Linked DNA regions of Homo sapiens: all the other regions are linked to region 1. The links are chromatin contacts, found by Hi-C or POLR2A ChIA-PET in ENCODE. All regions are on one chromosome and are shown on one strand. Each heading gives the region's core, a stretch centred on a gene start or an enhancer-like site at or near the end of the contact. The rest is flanking DNA. Distances are from core to core; before and after follow the strand shown. Region 1 holds the start of CTBP2 (C-terminal binding protein 2). Region 2 overlaps TEX36 (testis expressed 36). Region 3 holds the start of ABRAXAS2 (abraxas 2, BRISC complex subunit).

Region 1 (4,072 bases), core at 645-3,144:
TAGGCCATTGCCAGCAGCCTCCACCACGAGCACGCAGAGCGGGGATTTCTACGAAAAATTCCTCCTCTTCCCTATAAAATCCTAAACGTGGGGTCCTCTGCAGCCAACTGCCGCTTGGGCCGCCTCCGGAAAAAGTACCGGGCGGGGGGAGGGGGGACAACCACAAACACTCGCGCGCACACGCTCACTCCGTGTCCGCGACCGTCGTCGCCGGCGGAAAGCGAGCCACGGGAGGGAGTGTGTGCGCGCGTGTGTGTCTCGGCGCGGCCCGCGGTGACCGAGCTGAGCTCTTGGGCCCGCGGCCTCCGAGCCCCAGGGCGCGGCGTGGGCTGCAGGCGACCCGCCACGCCGCTGGGCCTCCCGCGGGAGAAAGGCCCAGGCACGCCCCGGCTCCCGCGCGCCTCTGCCCAACTCGCCCGGGGCGCTGGGGGCAGCGCGAGGGAGAGAAAGAAAGGCGCTTCCCCTCGGCCGCGCGGGGCCGTCCGGCGCCGCGGAGGGCTGGGAGGAGGAGGAACCGCGGCGGCCCGGCTGTCCCTGCGCCGCACCGGGTCCCTGCCGCCCGGGGCGCGCCCTAGCCAGCCCCTCCTGCTAAACTTTTTCTTTTTGATTCGCCCCACCCGAAAAGTGCGGCCCGGGCGGGGAAGGTGGGGGAGGCGGGCGGGCCGGGCTCCCGGCGGCGGCGGGCGAGGAGGAAGTGGTGCCCGCGGGAGCGCGGCCGGGCAGAGGAAATGCCCGGCCCGCCCGGCCCCCGCCCGCGCCCGCCGCCCGGCCCGCCCAGGCCCCCCGCCCCGCCGCGACTTTGGCGGGCCGAGCCCCGCGCGGCAGTGGCGGCGGCGGCAGCGGCAGCAGATGTGGCCCGGCTGCCCGGAGGAGCCAACAATGCGGGGCCGGCAAAACAAAAGGGTTCCACTTCGCCTCCTTTCCCGTCTTTCACTTGCGCTCCCGGGGAGCCGCGCGGGATCCCCCGCCGGCAGGGGCAGCGCCCCTGGGGACCGAGAGCCGCTCACGCCCCGACTTCCCCACGGAACCCCTCTTCTCCGCGCCCCCCCCACCCTCGCCTCGTAGGCGCAAGGCCCGCCGCACCCCGGCGCGCTCGGACTCCTGTTCCCCGGAGATCCGGCCGTATTGTCCCCGCGGCGCGTCGCGCGCTCGGCCTGGGTCGCCGGCGGCCCCCGGGCGCGCACCCACCGGGCTCAGGGAGCAGGAGCCGGGGGCGCCCAGGGAACCGTCGCCGAGACGCCGCCGCCGCCGCCGCCGCTGCCCTCCGGACGCCGCCGCGCTCGGGGTTTCTTTTTTTTTTTTTTTCAACCCTGATGGGAAGGAAGGTGACCGCCTACTTCGCATTCATCAACTCTCATCACAACAACAAAAATCCTGGCGCAAACGGCGGCCAGCGGGCGCAATCGGTGGCGGGGGCGGGCGGGGACCCCCGAGCCAGCGTCCACCCCCGGGCGCCGAGGGGGGACACGAGGCCGGGGGCACGGACCAAAGATGTCCTCGGATGCCGGCTCCGCGTCCTTCGCCCTCTTCCTCCTCCTCCTCCTCCTCCCTGAGTGGCGCAGTGAGGCGCGGGCGCGGCGCCCCCAGCCCGCGGCCGCAGGTGAGGCGGGGGCGGCGGCGGCCCCAGCCCTCCCCCGGGGCCCCCCTTACCTCGTCCCGGACGGTCGGCGTCCACGGCGAAAGGCGCCCACCCTGGAGGCGGCGGCGGCGGCGTCTCCCGCCCCTCCCACCCCACCCGGCGGCGGTGGCGGTGGCGGCGGCTGTGCGGCCCCCCCTCAGCGCGGCATGGCTCCCGGTTCGGTCCCTCGCTCCTCGGGCCGCCGCCGGCTCCTCCGGGCCGCTCCCGAGCCACCTTAAAATGACACACGCACACAGGGACACACACACAAAAACTTAATCTCTCCAGCTCCCCGCCCCTCCCCCTCCCGCCCTCCCCACCCTCCCTCCGCTCCCCTCCCCTCCCCACCCTACCCCTCCCTTCCCTTCCACCTCCTCCCCTCGCCGCCGAGCCTCTTCCTACTTCCCCACCCACCCCACCCCCTTCCTCCGCCCACCCGGTTCCCAATTCCCCCCGCGTCCCGGCCCCGCGCCCTCCCGCCCGCCGAGAGGGGGCTGCGCTGGGGGTCCCCGGCCCGGGCCCGCCCCGCGCCGCGCTCACCCCCGAGAGGATGCTAATTCCAACTTGGATCGGGGGAGGGAACGTCCTGGATGCCGAGCGCCTCCCGGCTATTTGCTCTTCTTTATTTGTTTTCTCCTCCGGGGAAGGAGAAGGAAAACGGAGAGAAAAGGAAAGGAAAGAAGCGGCGCTGGCCGCAGCTCCCGGTACCCGCTGGCTGCGCAGGAGCTAGGCGGGAGGCGAGGTGAGGGTCGCCGCTCGCTCACTCCTCGCTCCTGTTTTTGGGGGGGGGGGGCAAAGGCGGGGTCTCTTTTTGCAAACCAATGACACAACCCCACATGGGCCGGCCTCGCCCCCTTCAGATACTCCTCACTACAAATCGGCTCTCTCGGGGGATTAGTGGCTCCGCGAAAGTGCACACAAGCGCGGCGGGCGGGAGGGCCAGGGGCCGGGCGCGGCGGGCACTCCCTAGCCCGGCCCCGCCCGGGAGGCCCTCGGGAGGCGCGGGGGCCTCGGTGGCAGGGGCCGAGGTCCTGTCGCGGTGGCTCGGGGTCCGCTGCTCCCCTGGCCCTTCATCCTCCTCCGCCCCTTCCACGTGGGGTACCGGGCAGCCGGCCACGTGGGGGAACGCGAGCCCCGGGTGGCCCCGGTCCCATGGGGCCCCGCCCAGCCAGCGGCGCCAACCAGCCCCCTTCCCGGCCCCCGGGCTCCAACTTCCTCCTGGTGCCCCGCACCGGCCGCTTCTGCCTTCTCAGGCCCGCGGGGTCAGGCGCGGGCCGGCCACAGGGGGCACTTGCGCTCCCCAAATCCAGATCCGGGAGACCGTGCCGGAGAGGCGGCGACCGCTGTGGGTGCGCAGGGAAGGGCCCTCTGTGCTGCAAGTTGCAGCAGTGCTGTGCCCTAAAAGAAGCAAAACATTCTTACACATTGAAAAAAAAAAAAAAGGTTCCCTCTTGCTGCCTGGATCTCGCCGGGGCATTTGAGAAGCCCTGTGTTGGGTCGGAGCCCCGGGTCTCGAGGAGGGAGGCGCGCTGCGGCGTGGGGGCCCGCGACTCGGGGTCCTGGGCTTGCGCGGCGGCCCGGAGCCCACGCCGTCCTGACGTCTCAAGGTTGGAGTCTGCACAGCGAGCCTGGGAATCCAGGCCCAGCGGCCGCTCGCGGCCCAACGAGCACCTGGGCTAAATTCCCCGCCCGTGACCCGCGACGTCCGAGCGCCGTCTCCGGAAGGGAGCTGGTGGCCGTGGAGTGTGGGGTCTTCTCCCTGCGCCCCAGGGCCCCCCAAACTCTTCTCACTACCCTGAGTTCGGCGTGCGTCCTCCAAGAATCCCTGGGTGGGCTGAACTGAGCCCTTAGGATCGATTTGTTTAAAAACCCTATTGAGATATTAGGAGCTGGATTGAGATGTCGAGCAGGAAAGGAGTGGGAGGGGTCTGAGGTCCCGCCTTTGGAGGCCGCAGGGACCGCCATTCCGCGAACCCAGCCGCGCGGTGTGGTCTCCTCCATCCCTGAGTGCCCCGCGCCCTGCAGAGCCGAGGAAACTTACAGCCAGGGCCAGGGGGCCGGAGGAGAGGCCACCGAGCTGCACGACCCTTTTCTGCATCCCAAAGAGCGTTGCTCCAGGCCTCCCAGTCTTCATTAAACATTTCTTAAATCCTGCCCCAGCCCGCCGCGGGGCTTGTTTGCCAAAGCGCACCAGGTGCGTTGCGGCCTGAGCGGCCTGCAGTGGAGGGGCCGGGACTATCGAAGATTGCTTAATCACTCAACAAGATTTTAAAACGTGATTGAAGACCGCCTACCTGTGAGGGCAGCGCCGACCAGGCTTTTCTTGCCCGCTAGTCCACGTAATGCGGTCGCTAAGAAGCCCGCAGCAGGGTTTTCGCGTGACCTTCATAGGGCCTGGCCAGGCCAGCTGAGGGGCGCGCCGGGCTGCGCTTCCATCGAGGAACCTCCGCACAT
Region 2 (4,072 bases), core at 543-3,042, 500 kb after region 1:
ATAAATTATTTTTGTTTGCTTGAGATAGGATCTCACTCTGACACCCAGGCTGGAGTGCAGTGTTCGTGATCATAGCTCACTGCAGCCTTGAACTCCTGAGCTCAAGTGAACCTCCCACCTCAATCTTTTGAGTAGCTGGGACAACAGGCATGCACCACCACACCTGGTTAATTTTTTAATGTTTTGTAGACACGGGGTCTTACTATGTAGCCCAGGCTGGTCTCAAGCTCCTGACCTCAAGTGATCCTCCCACCTCAGCCTCCCAAACTGCTGGGATTTCAGGGCTGAGCCACTGCTCCCAGCCAATAGAATATATTATTAAAGTAAATTTCACCTGTTTCTTTGTACTTAATGTAACCACTAAAGCATTTAAAATTATGCATACAGTTTACACTACATTTCTATCACACAGTGCTGTGTGAACCACCACTGTATCAGACTTCATGTTCTCCAGTGATGGGGAACTCACAACCTGTAGAGAAAAGGCAACTCCAGTTACAAGGAAATCCTTCCTTATATTATGTAAGCTCCTCCTCCTTCTGACCTTTCCTCGTGGATCCTGGTTCTGCCATCCAGAGATACGCATAGCAGTCCCTCCTTCCCATGGCAGATCCTCACAAGAAAGCTCGCAAAAGAGACAATTTATGGGAAGGCACTTGCAGAAGGATGAAGCGCACTTACACCTAGGCAGAACACTGGTGTAGATCTTGAAAGCGGCGTGGAATTCTGAGAGCTTTGAACATTTTTTTTTTAATCTGTTATGAGTCTTGTTTAAGACCTCGCTTTGTTTTGACCTTGTTCCAGTTTTGAGGCCAATCCTCTATCTTCAACACACCCCAGAAAATCAAGATCCCTTGTGTTGTTCCCTGTTTTATTAATAATTTGGAAAGAAATACTCACGGAGTCAAGGTAGCATCCAGAGTTCTCCAAGCTGTGCCGATTGTCATGCACGGAGAAGGGGAACTGGTTATTCACTGCTTGCTGGAAAAGTGGGATGGAAGGGAAAGAGCACACATTAGAACCCTGCATGCTTTCAGAACTGGGATCGGGTGATGTGGAAGGAAGATGGATGAGGCAAAGCGACCTCTAAGAAAGACAATGAAACCTGGCCCCAGAGATGGAGCAGACACAGGAGGGGGAGGATATCCACGTGCTCATCAGCGCCGGGCTTTGAAACCCCACCTTATTTCCAGCTTCCCCAAAGTCATAAAAATTATCTTTCAAAACACCTTATTTGGATGCAAGGATGGAAAAGTGTACAGGCTCATGGAGCCAAAAACTGGGAAGGACTTTTGAGGCCGTGTAGACCAACTCTGTCATCTGGCCAGTAAGGGTCCCAGGAGATGAGAGCCCTGGCCCAAGGCCTGGGGGGAACCCTGGCAGGTATGAAATGGACCCTGGCTTCTCCTTTGTGCCACTGCAGGGCCTGGAAGTTGCTCAGGAATTGGCCGGGGAGGCAGGAGGTGCATGTTAATGAGCTGTGGGCTGGAAGGGGGTGTTGCTTCTTGTTCGTGGAGGAGCCTAACTTGATTGTCCATAGCAGGAAGTAGTTCCTGCCGCAGAGCACCAGGGTATGGGGTGGGGATACTACCAACCCTTAGGGGTCCAAGGATAGTAAATGCGCAGTTTCTTACAAAGAAGAATTGTTTGGCCCAACGTGCCAGCGGCGCTGCCCCCTGGGAGGTCCACAGGAGCACATGGCAGTGGCCAGTGTTCAGGACTCACCTTCTCCCGGACTTTGTATATGGGCGGCAGCTTCCCCTCCGCTTGCCGAGGCAAGTGTGGACTCTGGGGCTCTTTTGACGTAGCACTGGTGATGGATTCTGGTGTCTTTTGCGTTAGCCCGATGTGAGGGAACTGGAAGAACAGCACACGCCTTGATTAAAACCAGACACATTTGAATCTACAAGCCAAGTATCAGGGCTTCCTTTGTACAGTGATTAAAATGCAATTTGGGTGCTTTTGGCATGCAATGGAAATGGCATAATTTTTGTAATTTTCAAGTATTCTTTCCAAGACAAAAAACATTGTAATGGCCCAGAGCCATCACTGCCGGTTGTTTCAAGTTACAGAGGCCACCCCTGCTGAGCTGGAGCCTGGAAATGTTTCCATAGCCTGGTAAGGAGGGTGTGGTCCTCAGTGAGTGAGCAGACACATTCTGAGAAGACAGAAATGTGTTATTTGAGATCCTTCCTGTGGTCAGGGAGCTCCCAGTACTGAGGACCTTGGAGCCAACCCACGTTTATGGAGATGAGCCAACCTCCAGCAATGTAGGTATGAGGTGGCCCTAAGACCACGGGAAGGGGAGGAACAGAGAATCTCAAGTGATTCTCCACTGGAAATGTAGGATGGTAGAGGGGAGGTAACGTCTAGGAGGGAAAAAGAGGGGGTAGAAGGATGTGAAGCAAGAAAAATGAGGACTGAGGATTATCTAGAATATGTCCTTGCAATCTCCCAACAAAAGCCTGGGAAGGAAACAGGACTGGGCAGAAGAGGGGTAGTCCCAACAAGGGCCTCTGTTGACCCGGCTGGGAGCTCTGGACATTGGGTGGCCACTCAGAGCTGGGGAGAGGGGACCCAGTCTCTGTGCACCAAGCAATGAGGCATTGGATTTATTCCTGAGCTACCCCCAGAAGAAGGCGTGACCCTAGGGAGGCAGCTCTCTTCAGATAACAGACCTGTAGGTGTGGGCAGTGAGGGCCATGCTCCCAGCAGCCAGAGTGATGAGTCTTTCATTCCTGAAGGGGGGTGTGGCTAGCTCTTATGGCAAGAGAAGCTCACCCCAATGTTATTTGAATGGTGCCTCTTAAAAGCCACCCCAACAAAGTGAGCTCTGAAGCAGGACTCTCTAGGAGGAAATGAATGGAAATTAAAAAGACAAGACCCAATTCAATGAAAATTCCCATAAAGGGAGAAGGAAGCATAATGTGGTTGGGTCAGAGGCTGGACATTCAGAGGTCCTGAGTCCACCCCAGGTCTCTCTCCTATCTCCTAGGTGAGCCTGATGAGAGAGACTAAACTTTCTCAAGCCTCGGTTTCCCTATCTGTAAAATGGGAATAATAATACCTACCTGATATGGTAGATTTGATACAAAGAGGAAATGTATACACTCCAATAGTGTGAATAGTTTGCAAATGTTTTTGGCTAAATAGCAATCACATTTTCATTCTCCATTCGTCAATTTATGAACACTTAGGTTGATTCTATGTCTTTGCTATTGTGAATAGTGCTGCAATAAACATGCAAGTGCAGGTATCCCTCAGATATATTGATTTTTTTTAGTAGATACTCAGTAGTAGCATTGCTGGATCAAATGGTAATTTCTCGTTTGAGAGTTTTGAGAAATCTCCATACTATTTTCCATAGTGGCTCTACTAGTTTACATTTCCACCAAAAGTGTATAAGAGTTCCCTTCTCTCCCCATCCTCGCCAACATCTGTTATTTTTTGTCTTTTTAGTAATAGCTATTCTGACTGGGATAAGATGATATCTCATCGTGGTTTTTATTTGCATTCCCCTGATGATTAGTGATGTTTAGCATGTTTTCATATGCCTGTTTCCCATTTATATGTCTCCTTTTTTAAATTTTTTAAATTTTTTATGTGTACATAGTAGCTGTATATATTTATGGGGTACATAAGATATTTTGATACAGGCATACAGTGTGTAATAATCACATCAGGGGAAATGGAGGATCCATCACCTCCAGCATTTATCATTTCTTTGTGTTACAAACAATCCAATTATACTTTTAGTTTAAAATGTACAATAGATTATGATTGACTGTAGTCACCCCCCTGTCATGCTATCAACTACTAGATCTTATTCATCCTAACTATATTTTTGTACCATTTTCCATCCCCATGTCCCTCACCACTACCTTTCCTAGCCTCTGATAACCATCATTCTACTCTCTATGAGTTCAACTGTTTTAATACTCAGCTTCCACAAAGGAGTGAGAACATGTGAAAAGTTTGCCTTTCTATACCTGGCTTATTTTACTTAACATTTCCTCCAGTTCCATTTACATTGTTGCAAATGACAGAATCTCATTCATTTTTATGGCTGAAT
Region 3 (4,072 bases), core at 887-3,386, 360 kb before region 1:
CATGGTTTAGTTCTTACATTTAAATGTTGACCATCTTGCTATGTTGAGCATAGATTTGGCAAGGAGGGGATTAAAAGCTGAAGCAGGAACACTGGGTTTCTCAGCCTTGTCACCACTGATGATAATTCTTCATTGTGGGCCTGTTGTTGTGCACTGTAAGACGTTTAGCCACTTCTCTGGCCTCTACCCACCCACCAGATGCCAGTGGCACCTGACACCGAATTATGATATCTGATAATGTTTCCAAACATTGCCACATGCCATTTTGGGAGGCAAAACTGCCACCAGTTCGGACTCCCTGAGTAAGAGGATACAAAATTCTGAGAGAGAGAGATGATGGTGACTTGAACCACCGTTTCACTTCCCTCCCACCCCAAGACGCTACAGTCTCAACTCTGCAGCCAAAGTGATTGTGTTATCTGTTATCAAATTATGTCACTACTATACCAAACTGTTTATTTGCCTGAATTTCCTCCATCCTTTCATCCTTGAGCTTGTAAATGTTGCCTTTTTTCTTTTCCTTTTTTTTTTCTTTGAGACAGAGCCAGAGCGCAGTGGCACAATCTCGGCTCACTGCAATCTCTGTCTCCCGGGTTCAAGCGATTCTCATGCCTCAGCCTCCTGAGTAGCTGAGATTACAGGCATGCACCAGAATGCCCGGCTAGTTTTTGTATTTTCAATAGAGATGGGCAGAGGGGAGTGGGCAGGGTCTCACCATGTTGGCCAGGCTGGTCTTGAACTCCTTGTCAGGCCTCTGAGCCCAAGCTAAGCCATCATATCCCCTGTGGCCTGCACGTATACATCCAGATGGCCTGAAGTAACTGAAGAATCACAAAAGAAGTGAAAATGACCGGTTCCTGCCTTAACTGATGACATTACCTTGTGAAATTCCTTCTCCTGGCTTAGAAGCTCCCCGACTGAGCACCTTGTAACCCCCGCCCCTTCCCACCAGAGAACAACCCCCTTTGACTGTAATTTTCCACTACCTACCCAAATCCTATAAATCGGCCCCACCCCTATCTCCCTTGCTGACTCTCTTTTCGGACTCAGCCCGCCTGCACCCAGTTGAAATAAACAGCCTTGTTGCTCACACAAAGCCTGTTTGGTGGTCTCTTCACACAAACGCGCATAACACTCCTGACCTCAGGTTAACACTCCCCACACACGCCCCCCCCTCCCAAAGTGCTGGGATTACAGGCATGAGCCACCGCGCCCGGCCTCAAATGTTGGCTTTTTGTTTTGTTTTGTTTTTGAGACGGAGTCTTGGTCTGTCACCCAGGCTGGAGTGCAGTGGCGCGATCTCGGCTCACTGCAAGCTCCGCCTTCCAGGTTCACGCCATTCTCCTGCCTCAGCCTCCTGAGTAGCTGGGACTACAGGAGCCCGCCACCACGTCCGGCTAATTTTTTGTATTTTTAGTAGAGACGGGGTTTCACCGTGTAAGCCAGGATGGTCTCAAACTCCTGACCTCGTGATCCGCCCACCTCGGCCTCCCAAAGTGCTGGGATTACAGGCGCGAGCCACCACGCTCAGCCTAAATGTTGGCCTTTTTTTTTTTTTTTTTTTTTTTTTTTTGAGACGAAGCTTCGCTCTTGCTGCCCAGGCTGGAGTGCAATGGCACGATCTCGACTCACCGCAACCTCCGCCTCCCGGGTTCAAGCCATTCCCCTCCCTCAGCCTCCCGAGTAGCTGAGATTACAGGCATGTGCCACCACGCCCGGCTAGTTTTTGTATTTTCAATATAGACAGGGTTTCTCCATGTTGGTCAGGCTGGTCTCGAACTCCTGACCTCAGGTGATCCGCCCGCCTCGGCCTCCCAAAGTGCTGGGATTACAGGCGTGAGCCACTGCGCCCGGCTAGAATGTTGTCTTTTAATACTAAGGTTTCACTTGCAAAGGGAAAGAACTGTTTGCGGAACTATCAACCGCTGTCTGAGGCGTGTCGGGAGCGACACCCCTGCGGAGGATACGGTGCCGGGGTCCTTCCGATCGCAAAAACCGGCGTTCCTCAGCCTTCAAGACTGTGAGCGCTCAGGGCCCTCGGCCGCTGCCCGCCGCAGACTCCACTTCCCATGATGCCAAGGGGTCGGGCCGTCCGGAAGGCCGTGTGCCCTCCGCGGGGCATGATGGGGTAGCTGGAGATTTCCATCATGGCGGCGTCCATTTCGGGCTACACCTTCAGTGCTGTGTGTTTCCACAGCGCCAACAGCAACGCGGACCACGTAGGTGCCGGGCCCCCTGCCGCGCCCGCTGGGGGCTTTCAGCCTCTGTCTCAGGCCGGCGCTCGCGGCCAAGCCGGGACCTCATGCGGCTCGCCCCCTGGGCACCAGGGCCGGCCGGAGGAGCTGGTGACCCGGGCGGCTCCCGCCCCCGGTGAGCTCTTGCCTCTGGGGGCTCCTTCGCCCCTGGGACAGGCCCCCTGGCTTCGCGCTCTCAGCCGCTCGGCCGTCCCGGCACAGCCGTCTCCCGTGCAGCAAAACTGTCCCACCTGGCCTCCTGCAGTGTCAGGAGTCGCTCGGTGGAAACCGAGCGCCTGCCCCTCCCTGAAAGTCAGGCTTCTAGACTTAAGAGGGGCGCACGGGGTCGGGAAGGAATCTAAAGGCCGGGCGTTTAGTCCAGTAGGCGAGGTACTCAGCCCCGCCCGCCGGTCTCGCAGGTTGTCGTGGGGGTGCTGCGAGTGAAACCGTGGCTGTCACTACTGATACTTGTTAGACACGGTTGTGTGTTTTCTTCGCCCTGATGCAAAATGGAGAATGTATACAGGAGCGTTCGGTGCAGGGTCTATTTTGTATTTCCTTGAAGTTGCGTGTTTAGTTCTTTGTGACTAGTTCTTTCACTAGTCACAGTGAAATAGGGAAGTGACAGGCCCACTACTGAGTGATGGGAAATGCATAGGCTGTGAGCCCACAGGAGGAGCAGATCCTGTCTGTTTCAGTGTCTTTATTTTACAAATTGTCTTTTAACGTCATTGGCCTCTGATTGGAAATGCTTTGTGAAACTAGATCACTTCTCTCTTAAAGGAGGTATATAATTTGGCCACCAAATTGGGGGATTATTTTAAGTGATGTTAATAGTGAATGATTCAAACTCATTAAACCTATGTGTGGGGTTTTTGGTTGTCATTACAAAGCAAAATGGTACACTGCAGAAGGAGGAACTGCATTTGGTTTGATGTCAGCAATCTTAGCTTCCATTAATAAAAACTGATTTCACAGGGAGGTGATTCCATTAGTAAATTGAATGCAATTAAATTATTGTACCTTTCATCTCTTCAGTGTTGATGGTAGAACTTAATGATAGGAATAGGAATATATACATCATGGGTTTTTCCAGAAGCAGCTTTGAAGACTATGGCCTAGGGTACTACAACCAGCTATTTAATAATGTAATATAGTTCCATATGTAAGGGTTTGTGATACCCCTAGTGTCCATGGACTATTAAAAATGGGTCCTTTATTTCTTGAATGCCTACTAATATCACAGTTTATGTATATGGCAAGATTACTGTAAGAACAAGCAGCTACCTGTTGAAAAAAATTAATTCAAGAGATATCCCTTAATATCTACTCTGCAAGGCGTGGTGCTTGACTTCATAGAAATTTTCACCAATGCCAATAGTTTGCAACTGTGTTTTATATGACCATGCCTGTTTATATTAACTTTGCCACAATTATAGATGTGGAATCCTTGAAAATAATTTCAATTTTAAGGTTGAAGAACCAACAATTTACTTTTGTAGTACATACTTATTTTGTCCAGTCAAGAAATTAATTTAAAACCACTCATTTGTAGACCTGGGGCTACCATACTTTTCTGTACAGGGCCAGATAGTAAACTTTGTAGGCTTTGTAAGCCATATGGTCTCTATAGCAACTATTCAACTCTGCTATTATTGGGAGAAAGCATCTATAGACAATAAAAGATTCAAGTGACTCTTATTAGCTGGACACGGTAGCTCATGCCTGTAATCCCAGCACTTTGGGAGGCTGAGGCGGGCAGATCACCTGAGGTCAGGAGTTCAAGACCAGCCTGACCAACAAGGAGAAACCCCGTCTCTACTGAAAATATAAAATTA

What was found. Hi-C counts contacts between places; a loop is a spot of excess contacts on that map. ChIA-PET counts read pairs that join two places held with the same protein, here RNA polymerase II (POLR2A). Pooled maps may share reads with other maps.
Region 2: POLR2A ChIA-PET joins it to region 1 with 17 read pairs in PC-9. The contact joins the enhancer-like site here to the promoter of CTBP2 in region 1. POLR2A ChIA-PET finds 5 or more read pairs at or near these places in 2 of 52 experiments (AG04449 and PC-9).
Region 3: a loop to region 1 is called in a map of ascending aorta, with 2.1 times the contacts of the local background. The contact joins the promoter of ABRAXAS2 here to the promoter of CTBP2 in region 1. A Hi-C loop is called at or near these places in 3 of 168 maps with a recorded cell type or tissue (K562, ascending aorta and chondrocyte) and 8 of 50 pooled maps.

The regions. Positions count from the first base shown.
Region 1 is chr10:125,158,669-125,162,740 of GRCh38, forward strand. It overlaps CTBP2 (C-terminal binding protein 2), which reads right to left and starts at 1,895. Exons shown (of 11, transcript NM_001329.4): 1 at 1,651-1,895. RefSeq lists an enhancer at 2,666-3,275.
Region 2 is chr10:125,660,121-125,664,192 of GRCh38, forward strand. It overlaps TEX36 (testis expressed 36), which reads right to left. Exons shown (of 4, transcript NM_001128202.3): 2 at 1,726-1,857; 3 at 901-981. Among named protein-coding and RNA genes, the nearest start is that of TEX36, 21 kb to the right of the region's middle. RefSeq lists an enhancer at 1,562-2,761. Within about 2 kb of position 1,793, at least 3 of the 41 ENCODE cell types and tissues checked have a DNase peak (open chromatin) inside an H3K27ac peak, as active enhancers do; they include PC-9, where a contact is called at or near this core.
Region 3 is chr10:124,799,683-124,803,754 of GRCh38, forward strand. It overlaps ABRAXAS2 (abraxas 2, BRISC complex subunit), which reads left to right and starts at 2,137. Exons shown (of 9, transcript NM_032182.4): 1 at 2,137-2,219. The coding sequence starts at 2,148. RefSeq lists enhancers at 1,736-2,290, 1,963-2,232, 2,291-2,844 and a silencer at 2,333-2,412.